Regions from separate parts of the Homo sapiens genome. Here region 2 is linked to region 1. A link is an interaction called in ENCODE POLR2A ChIA-PET data of the cell type or tissue named here. Cell type or tissue: HepG2. All regions are shown on one strand.

The links. Peaks named below come from ENCODE experiments on the same cell type or tissue, not always from the same donor. Only the 100,000 strongest peaks of a DNase experiment are listed, where the experiment ranks them.
Region 2: POLR2A ChIA-PET joins it to region 1 with 9 read pairs; 2 of 35 experiments call an interaction of 5 or more read pairs at or near these places.

Annotation. Positions count from the first base shown.
Region 1 is chrX:30,624,961-30,629,960 of GRCh38, forward strand. No RefSeq gene overlaps it. Among named protein-coding and RNA genes, the nearest start is that of GK, 26 kb to the right of the region's middle. In HepG2, no CTCF peak of the experiment used is centred here; DNase peaks (open chromatin) are centred at 1,621, 3,081 and 3,481.
Region 2 is chrX:30,677,362-30,682,361 of GRCh38, forward strand. It overlaps GK (glycerol kinase), which reads left to right. Exons shown (of 21, transcript NM_001205019.2): 4 at 14-91. Among named protein-coding and RNA genes, the nearest start is that of GK, 26 kb to the left of the region's middle. In HepG2, no CTCF peak of the experiment used is centred here; a DNase peak (open chromatin) is centred at 2,200.

The DNA of each region.
Region 1 (5,000 bases):
CTTGCAGCACTGTTCACAATGGCTAGAATTTGGAAGCAACCTAAGTGTCCATCAACAGAGGAATGAATCAAGAAAGTATGGTACTTATACACAATGGAGTACTATTCAGCAATAAAAAAGAATGAGATCCTGTCATTTGCAACAACATGGATGGAACTGGAGGTCATTCTGCTAAGTGAAATAAACCCAGCAAAGAAAGATAAACATTGCAGGTTCTCACTTATTTGTAGGATCTCAATATCAAAACAATAAAATGTACGGACATAGAGAATGGAAGGATGGTTACCAGAGGCTGGAGAGGATAGTGGTGGGTGGTGGGGGCAAGTTACCAATGGTTAATGAGTACACAGAAAATAGAAACAGCGAATAAAACCTAGTATTTGATAGCACAACAAGGTGCCTGTAGTCAATAATAATTTAATTGTACATTTTAAAATCACTAAAAGAGTCCAATTGGATTGTTTGTAACACAAGGAATAAATAAATGCTTGAATGGATGGATACCTCATTTTCCATGATGTGATTATTATGCATTGCATGCCTGTAACAAAATATCTCATGTACCTCATAAATATATATATATATCTATATATACCTACTATGTACCCACCAAAATTCAAATAAAATATTTTTAAAAAATAAAAAATTTAAAAACATTTTAAAATTTTAAAAATAAAGACAATGAGGCTGAGTGCGGTGGCTCACGCCTGTAATGCCAGCATTTTGGGAGGCCGAGGCCGGTGGATCACGAGGTCAGGAGATCAAGACCATCCTGGCTAACACAGTGAAACCCCGTCTCTACTAAAAATACAAAAAAATTAACCAGGTGTGGTGGCAGGCGCCTGTGGTCCCAGCTACTCGGGAGGCTGAGGCAAGAGAATGGCGTGAACCCGGGAGGCGGAGCTTGCAGTGAGCCAAGATCATGCCACTGCACTCCAGCCTGGGCCACAGAGCGAGACTCTGTCTCAAAAAAATAAAATAAAATAAAATAAAATAAAGAGTGGAGGATGGAGTAGTAAAGTTACATTAATGATTGTAAATAGTGAGCTCTGTGGGCGTAGATGGTTTTGGTTGTCATCCATAAGGCCTTTTTCTTCTTGATGATCATAAAAATTCAAGCATCGTATGTGGCAAAGTATTCTGTACGTGAAATGATCATTAACCGATTTCAATATTAAGACCACTGTAAGCATACTAACTCCTATATGGAAGTAGTAGAACTTCCTATGTGCTCTACATATACCAGCTCATTTAACCATCATACAACTCTATGTGGTAGGTACTATTTTCATCCACATTTTATAGATAGTGAATTTACACATGGAAAGGTTGAGTAACTTGCTCTAGGTAAAATGCAGTAGGCAACCGAGCTGGAATTTGAATCCAGGCAGTCTGATTCCAGAGTGCTTGCTCAGGACCAATATACTAATTGTTCCATGTTAGGGTTTTTCAGCTACCTTTTCCTCAATTCAAGTGCAATTCCAATAATTCAGTTCAGCAAGGTGATTTGCCCAAGGTCATTCAGTTAATAAGTTATGGCCTTAGAACTAAGTTTTCAGGCTACTTCACCTAAGTAATGTTTTCCCTGCCCTTCTCTCGGTCTTCCATAACTAACTCTTCAATTTCCAAAGAACTATTAGCAAGTCCATTAAATATTGCCCAACAAAGACAAAATACACACAAAAAACTAGTTCTTTATTAACCTAAGCTGGAGGTCTCTGCAAGTTAGAGCACTGACTGAACTTTGATTCCTGCTATAAAATACGAAGTGAGAAAGATGCAAAATTTTCATGTTCTCACAGTTTTGAAGTGGCTTTGCTAAACAACCTTCATTAGGAAGCAACTAAGAGTAATAATCCCTTACTTAAAACAAATGTTTAACTCTTATAATAGAAATGTAAACACAGCAATGATTTGTGATTTCTCAATATGTTCTTCTTCACTAAAGGGCATTTGATCTGTAGTCAGGATAAATGTACTACAAACTTAAAACTTCCAAAAATAAGGACACAGAGCAGAGAAGAAAGATAAGCTATGAAATAAACCTTATTTGGATAAGAGAAAATAAAGCATGGCACCATTAAATTTCTAATACTAAAGTTTTCTTTCCATTAACTCAGGAAATACAGCTTTATAAAGGTCATTGGGATTGGCCTTCTTTGGATTTTAAAAGAATAATAACACCTGTCTTTCAGTTGCTGTGCCCATTTTTGTGAATTCTGAAGTTGATGGGCAAGTTGGTTTTCAACTCTGAGCAAAGGAAAAGATAGGTGTTGTAGGGTCTCAGAAAATGATACCCCAAAATGAAGGTCTCAGAAGCAGTTATTTCTGACTTTCTCCTGCCCTCTTATCGCTGGCCTCTCATTCTCCCCCAGGGCTAGCTACAGAAACTAGAATCCCTCTTCCCCAAAATAAGTCAGAAGCCAGAACCCCTTTCTCCCAAAGCCAGCCATAAAACCTAAAATTATTACTCTAACTTTCTCCCTGCCTTTCTGTGTAGAAACTGGCCATGAAGACAAACGATCTAATCTACCTTGTTTCACTGTCATGAGACCCCCCCACTCCAGACAGGGACCTGCCCCATACCCAGAAGGAAGGAGTGCATGCTCAGAGGCCAAGAAGAATTTAGACAGACAGGCCTTACTTGGTTTCCCCACATTTTTTGTCCGATCATATTTCTACACAGCTATCTGTGCTTTGTTGAACCTTAGCAGGAAAATGGACAGTTTCTCCTATATCTTTGAGTTTTCATTGTGAATGCTCTCACGTTTGTGTAAAATTATGATCAAATAAATTTGTGTCTGTCTTTTGTCGGTGATTTTCAGCAAACCTTCAGAGGGTGAAGGGAATGTTTTCCCTTGGTCCCTACAGTGTGCAACTTATAGACAATTGCCAATGAAGATATTGCCTTTCTTTGTTGTGCATTTCACAACCAGATTATGTAACTTTTTCACGGTATGTCATCATCAGCAGCAACGTATTTAAATAACATGCTAAGTACACAAGGATACTTGGCTTTTTACTTAGTGTGATTTGAAGTGGACTTTGTTGCTTCCTGTCTTTCCTCTTAGTGGGTAGAATGAAAGGAGAAGAGAGAAAGAGGTAGGGGGTGACAGGAATGTTCTTATAGGCCTGCTTGGAGAAAGGCATGAACGTGCTCCCTATTCATCCCCCCAACCCAACACCCACGCCCACATTACATAAGCAGCTCCATTCAGATGAAAGAAGCTCATTATATTGCCTTGAAAATGACACAATAATTGTGTGTCTCTCAGCTGCCTTTCCCTGTATTTACATCCCCAAAGCCGTGCAAAGTTTCCACTCCTAATCCAACCCCAAACCCTCCTCACCCTGCACTCATTCTTTTGATACCATTTCCTTAAGAACCAACCATTGTGGAGGTTGTCACCTAGGTCGAAACCAGGTTAAAAAAATATTATACTGAAGAAAAAACACTTCTCAAGCAGCAAGCAAATATTTGCTGAGAGCCTATTATGAGGCCATACCTTTACTTAATGCCAGGTAGACCAAATACAGGAAGTGCCCTCCTAAACAAGAGACTAACCCTGCCCTTTGACAACGAGGGATTCTCCTACGTGAACAGCCACCTCAGCCTTAAGTTTTGACCATCCCTCCAAGATACAACAAGCCAGAATTTTGTCTCTACCTTAAAGAGTAAAATTTCTGGACTTAGAAGTTCGAAGATTTGCACTTAAGTTCGGGCTCAGTTCCCTAATAACACATATCAACTCTCTATGTAGGTCACTCTTGTTCATTAGTAATCTCCTTCATTTTGATTCATATTAGCTTCACTTCGGATGATAATTTTTTTTCTGATGTTCTCAAATTCTGGGTTGGATACTACTAATGCCATGAAATCAGGAGGGAAGATTAAGTTTAGGAGACAAATATATAATTGGTCATGAAAATGCGCATTTGAGACCTTAGAAAAGAATTGATATTCCTGAACAGTATGATTTTATGTAATTATAGAAGCAATTCTTCTATTATCCTCAAATTAGCTTCTATTACTAAATTTTGCATAGGGTTTCTATGCAAATTGAATTATAAATTATAAGCCAAATTGTATTCTCGTTTCTTTTTCCATGTAAACTGCCAGAGTCAGTTTTGTGTGTGTGTATCTGTGTGACATGCACACAGTAAGTATTGCTAACTCAAACTTTTTGTCAATGAAGAGTTGATGAGGAGAAATGTGTTATAGCAGGGGATCTGAGGGATGGTAAAACTTTCTCAGGAGGCGTGCCAAGAACAGAGTACTTGGTCTGCATCAGAAGAAGACCCCTCTCTATCTGCAAAGGCTATAGTTGTATCAGTAAATGAAGGACTCTGTAAAAGAGCAAAAGCACTGGCCGGGAGTGGTGGCTCATGCCTGTAATGTCAGCACTTTGGGATGCCAAGGGGGTGGATCACCTGAGGTCAGGAGTTTGAGACCAGTCTGGCCAACATGGTGAAACCCTGTCTCTACTAGAAATACAAAAACTAGCCGGGCGTGGTGGTGGGCGCCTGTAATCCCAGCTACTCCGGAGGCTGAGGCAGGAGAATCGCTTGAACCTGGGACGCAGAGGTTGCAGTGAGCCGAGATCACGCACCACTGCACTCCAGCCTGGGCGACAGAGCAAAACTCCGTCTCAAAAAATTAAAAACAAACAAACAAAACAAAAGGAAAAAAGAGCAAAAGCACTGATGCAGAAGCAGGGGCAGCAGACACACCTCAAAATAAAGAAGGGAAAGACGTAAAGGAATTAAGCAGTTAGGAATCTTATTGCTTCTCAGGTTTAATTCAGGTACTAAACTAACATAGCAAGTTTTCCTTCAGGTTGCAGTAAACTGAAGTACTGTCAAGGGGGTATTATAAAGAAGCCACATCTGTCCTCTCCAGATAAATTACTAGCATTCCAGCTCCTCTGGAATTGGGAACATCCCTGTATAGTCCCAGAAGTGGCCACTGTTCTCAGGTCCTGGGATAGGCAAAATAGTGA
Region 2 (5,000 bases), 52 kb after region 1:
TTTCTCTTTAAAGCTATTGGTGTCAGCAACCAGAGGGAAACCACTGTAGTCTGGGACAAGATAACTGGAGAGCCTCTCTACAATGCTGTGGGTAAGCTGTCATGCATGGATGTCAAATGTAGGGCCTTTCTTCACATTGCAAATGTGGTCATATTAAAATATCTTGCTAAAAAAGCATGCAGTCGCCAGGCATGGTGGCTCACGCCTGTAATCCCAGCACTTCGGGAGACTGAGGTGGGTGGATCACGAGGTCAGGAGTTCAAGACCAGCCTGGTCAACATGGTGAAACCCCATCTCTACTAAAAATACAAAAATTAGCCAGGTGTGGTGGCACACACCTATAGTCCCAGCTACTCGGGAGGCTGAAGCAGGAGAATTGATTGAACCTGGGAGGCAGAGGTTGCAGTGAGCCAAGACCTTGCCATTGCACTCCAGCCTGGGCAAGAGAGTGAGACTCCATCTCAAAAAAAAAAAAAGAAAGAAAAAAAAAAACACATGCAGTCATGGTACCTATAATCTTGATGGGATGGGCAGAAGAGTCTGCTAAGAAATTAACTGTTGTATATTTACCATTTTTGGATCATACATATTCACATAGTGAATTAACTCTCCCATGCTCTCTCCTCTTGCAGATTGTCTTACAAATGAGTGAATGTTTGCCAAATTGTTTTATAACCCCTGCTGTTTGTGACATCTAAAAGAGATCTTACCTCCTTACCCTCAAAAAATTAAAATTACGTGTGTTCACAGTCATTTTTCTATAAAGTACTTGTGTGTTTGTCTTTCCATCTAGGAATTTGAATTATTCTTCTAAGGTTATAAAAATAGAATATTCGAATTTTAGCTGCTTCTTCTACAAATGTGGCTATTTGAGCAGGGATTTAAAAAACCCCAAATCTCAAATATACCACTTTTAGGTATCACAACTTATTAGGTGTAAATGATCCTGAGTATATTTTAGCATCATTATTAGCATGACAGTTGTTGAACACCGAATGATACTACCACTTCCTAAAAGGAAAATTTTGTTCTAAATTACAATCACTAAAAGACTTCATTGTGTCAGAAAGCAAAGCACAATTTTTTATCAATTAAATACTAAGTTGTGGGATGGGGAATGGAATCAGAAATTATCAGAGAGGGGATAATTTTGGGGGAATAATCTTTATTAAAAGTTAAAGTATTTAATGTTATTGTATTATAAGAAAGTATTTAGTATGTTTTCTGTATTTATGATAAAAAATTAAATTCTCAAAAAATTTGAAAGAATTACAACTAAAGATCCTTTTAGTACATCTTTTTCTGTGGTGTTTTTTTTTTTTTTCTTTCCTCTGTTTTTTTTTTTTTGAGACAGTCTTGCTGTTGCCCAGGCTGGGGTGCAATGACACAATCTCGGCTCACTGCAACCTCCACCTCCTGGGTTCAAGCGATTCTCCTGCCTCAGCCTCCCCAGTAGATGGGATCACAGGCGCCCACCACCATGCCCAGCTATTTTTTTTTTTTTTTTTTTGTATTTTTAGTAGAGATGGGGTTTCACCACGTTGGCCAGGCTGGTCTTGAACTCCTGACCTCAAGTGATCCACCCATCTCAGCCTCCCAAAGTGCTGGGATTACAGGTGTGAGCCACCACACCCAGCCAGAAGTACATGTTTTAAATGTTTATTTTGTTCTCATTCTCATGAGTAATTCATTTTGAATATAAGACAGACTATTTAATGACTAGTATTTAGGAGAGTATCCTTTGATAGATCAATGTTAGCTAACTTCCTGAACTAGTTAAGGTTTTACTTTCTTTTGTTTTCTTAATGAAAGGAAGAGCCTACTCAGGCAAACCAGAAAGTTCCAGTTAAATTCTGAGCTTTTTTTTTTTTTTTCTTTTTTTGAGACAGAGTCTTCTCTTTCACTCAGGCAGGAGTGCAGTGGTGCAATCTCGGCTCGCTCTATCTCCCAGGTTCAAGTGATTTTCGTGCCTCGGCCTCCCAAGTAGCTGGGATTATAGGTGTGCACCATTATGCCCGGCTAATTTTTGTATTTTCAGTAGAGACAGGGTTTCACCATGTTGGCCGGACTGGTCTCAAACTCCCGACCTCAGGTGATCTGCCCACCTTGGCACGCCCGGCTAGTTCCAGTTATATTCTAAACATTGAATTGTAAAAATGGAACTTTGGACTTTGGATTGTTATTTTTCAAATAATGCAACTAGGTAAGCTGAAGTTATGCTTACAGTAAAGATTTAAGTAAATGTTTTACTAGAAAATCTTTCTGTGATGTTCTTATTTACTTATTTCCTTCTCTTCTGCCTGTGTCCCTCTGCACCCCTCCCCCATTCTACGTGCTTTGCAGTATTAATTCAAATGTTCATAGGATATGAGGAACTCTTTTCTTCTATCCTGAGCCACATACATGTTTTGAGAACCTCTTACATGTTTGATGTTATCTTGGGTACTATAAAGGATACAAATTATATTGGCTGTTTTTTTAAGCACTTTATAATCTAGTTTTGGAAAGAGAAAACTAGATTAGGGAACAATCCATAAAACAAAATTAGGGAATAGTTGATAAATCATGTGTTGATAGGTTGAAAAGGACTTAGAGCAAGTACATATCAGTATGGATTTTGAAATTTTAGCATACTTTTCACAGTGGAGGTTGAACTTCACTTGGGCCTTGAAGCGTATATTGGATTGCGTTAGGAAAAGAGAAAATTGAGGAATAATGTGAACAAGCTATGAAGGTGAAAATGTGTACACATATTTTGCCAGAGTAAAGAAATGGATGAGTTTCATGCATAGGTTGACTCATTTTTTTTTATTTTTAGTAGAACTAGCAGCGATAATAATACTCAGTAAGTGCTAACTGCTATTACTTTGGGATTGTGCTAAGTATTTTACCCATATTATTTAATCTCACTGACCCTGTGAAACAGATTTTACTACCCCTATTTTATAAATTAATTGTGGAAAAGCTCTATAACTTGTCCAATGGCATGTAGCTATAAGTAGAGTAAAGCCACAGTTTAAACATGAACACTCTCCAACCTTAAAGCTTGTGTTCTAATTTGGGTAGACAGGGGTTGGTGAGGATATAGAGGGGGCTGAAAGCCATGCAGTGTAGTGTAGACTTAAAACACGGGGCAGCTTGAGGCAAAACAGATGATAAAGGAGAGTTTAGCCATCCCATGATGGTGGAATGGGTTGTTTCAAACACACCAGTATGCGGAGAACAACCAGAAAAGCTGGATGAAAATGAAATAAAATTCTGAAGAACTGGAAGGCTACCAAGGCAGTGAGGACAGAAGGAAAGCCCAGAGACATAAGCCTAGCATTTGGCATTGCTTATCTCCTGGAGATATCGGTAGGTTCTGAAAGGAGTATCTGACAGGCTAAGCCACACTTCTGCAGGTCCATAAAGATAAGGAGGCAAAAGGTGAAGTCAAGGGCTGCCAAGGGTGGGGATGAGTGTTGGTAAAATCCCAGACTTTGGACTGGGACTGTGAAAGGTCAAATCCTGGAAGTGAGGTAAACTGAAAATAAACCAACCCTCACAGGAATTGAAGCCCAGATTCAAATGATCTTTAACACTAATTGGATTAAGATGATCTGAGATTGCTAATGCTAGTGGCCTAACTTCCTTTCAGAAATAAGAGTAAATCCTTTCTGGAGGAAGACAACATCATCTAGAGCCTCAAATAATCTCTAGAATTTTTCATACGCATTATCTAGTTTTCTATTTAAAAAAACCATGCATACAAAACAAAACGTGACTGAAAAGCAACAGAAACAAGTGACATTAGAAACAGACTCAAGAAATTCAGATATTAGAGTTTTTAGAGTTTAAAATAGCCATAATTAATATGTTCAAGGAATTAATTGACAAGATTGAGATTGATAATCTTGGCAAAGAATTGGAAGTCCAGTTTAAATGGACATTCTAAAACTGTATTAAGAACTCAATTGATGGGGTTTTACCATCAGAGGAGACATAGCTGAAGATGAATTTGTGAGCTGGAAGATAAATCAGAACTGGGAGAGAGAGTAAAATATTTAGACTGAAGCACAGAGAAACAAAAGTTTAGAAAAGGCACAAAAGAATCTAAGAGAAATATGGGAAAAGGTGAAGAAGTTTAATATATTTGTAATTGGACTTCCAGAAGGAAAGGAATGAGAAAAAACGAGGCAGAAATAACATTAGACAGATAATGGGAGAAAGTTTTTCAAAACTGATGAAAGATAGCAAGCTGTAGATTCAATAAGCACTATAATCCCTAGGCAAGATAAATATACAGAAGACCATACTTATGCTGGGATATGAAGATATAAAGTTTTGAAGTAGCTGAGGAAAAAAGATATATAACCTTCAAAAGAGTGACCCTAAGACTTTCAGCTAAGTTATCAGTGGAAACAAAGGAAGTCAGAATGCGATGGAATGAAACCTTTAAAGTACTCAAAGAAAGTAACTTCCACATACAGTTCTATATCCAGTGAAAAAATTATTAAGAAATGAAAGTGAAATATACTAGGAGTTGGTGAGGATATAGAGGTCACCAAAAGCTATGCAGAGTAGTGTAGACTTGATACACTAGGCAGCTAACCCATTCTCTTAGTCCATTCTGGTTACTATAACAAAATACCCTAGATTGGATAATTTATAAACAACAAAAATTTTATTGTTTATACATTGGATAGGGCATAAGGAGGAGGGAGAAAATAAAGCAGGCCTGTGAGATTTTCAGCCTGAGAGAACAGAAAGAAATTAAATAATATTTAGGGGGTACCAACCTGAGAGAAAAAATGGCCTTGTTTTCGACAAAGTGAGTGTTGAACTTGTAATAGAAGCTAATTCTGGGCAATGAGAAATTAGATGGTTCCAAATGTAGACTTGAAAATTGATAACATAGATGTGATAATCTCAATTTATTATGGATGAACTCACTATAGTAATTAATATAAAATTAATTCAATGAAAGAATAGGTGCCTTTCTGTGTTCTAGGTTTTGTGAT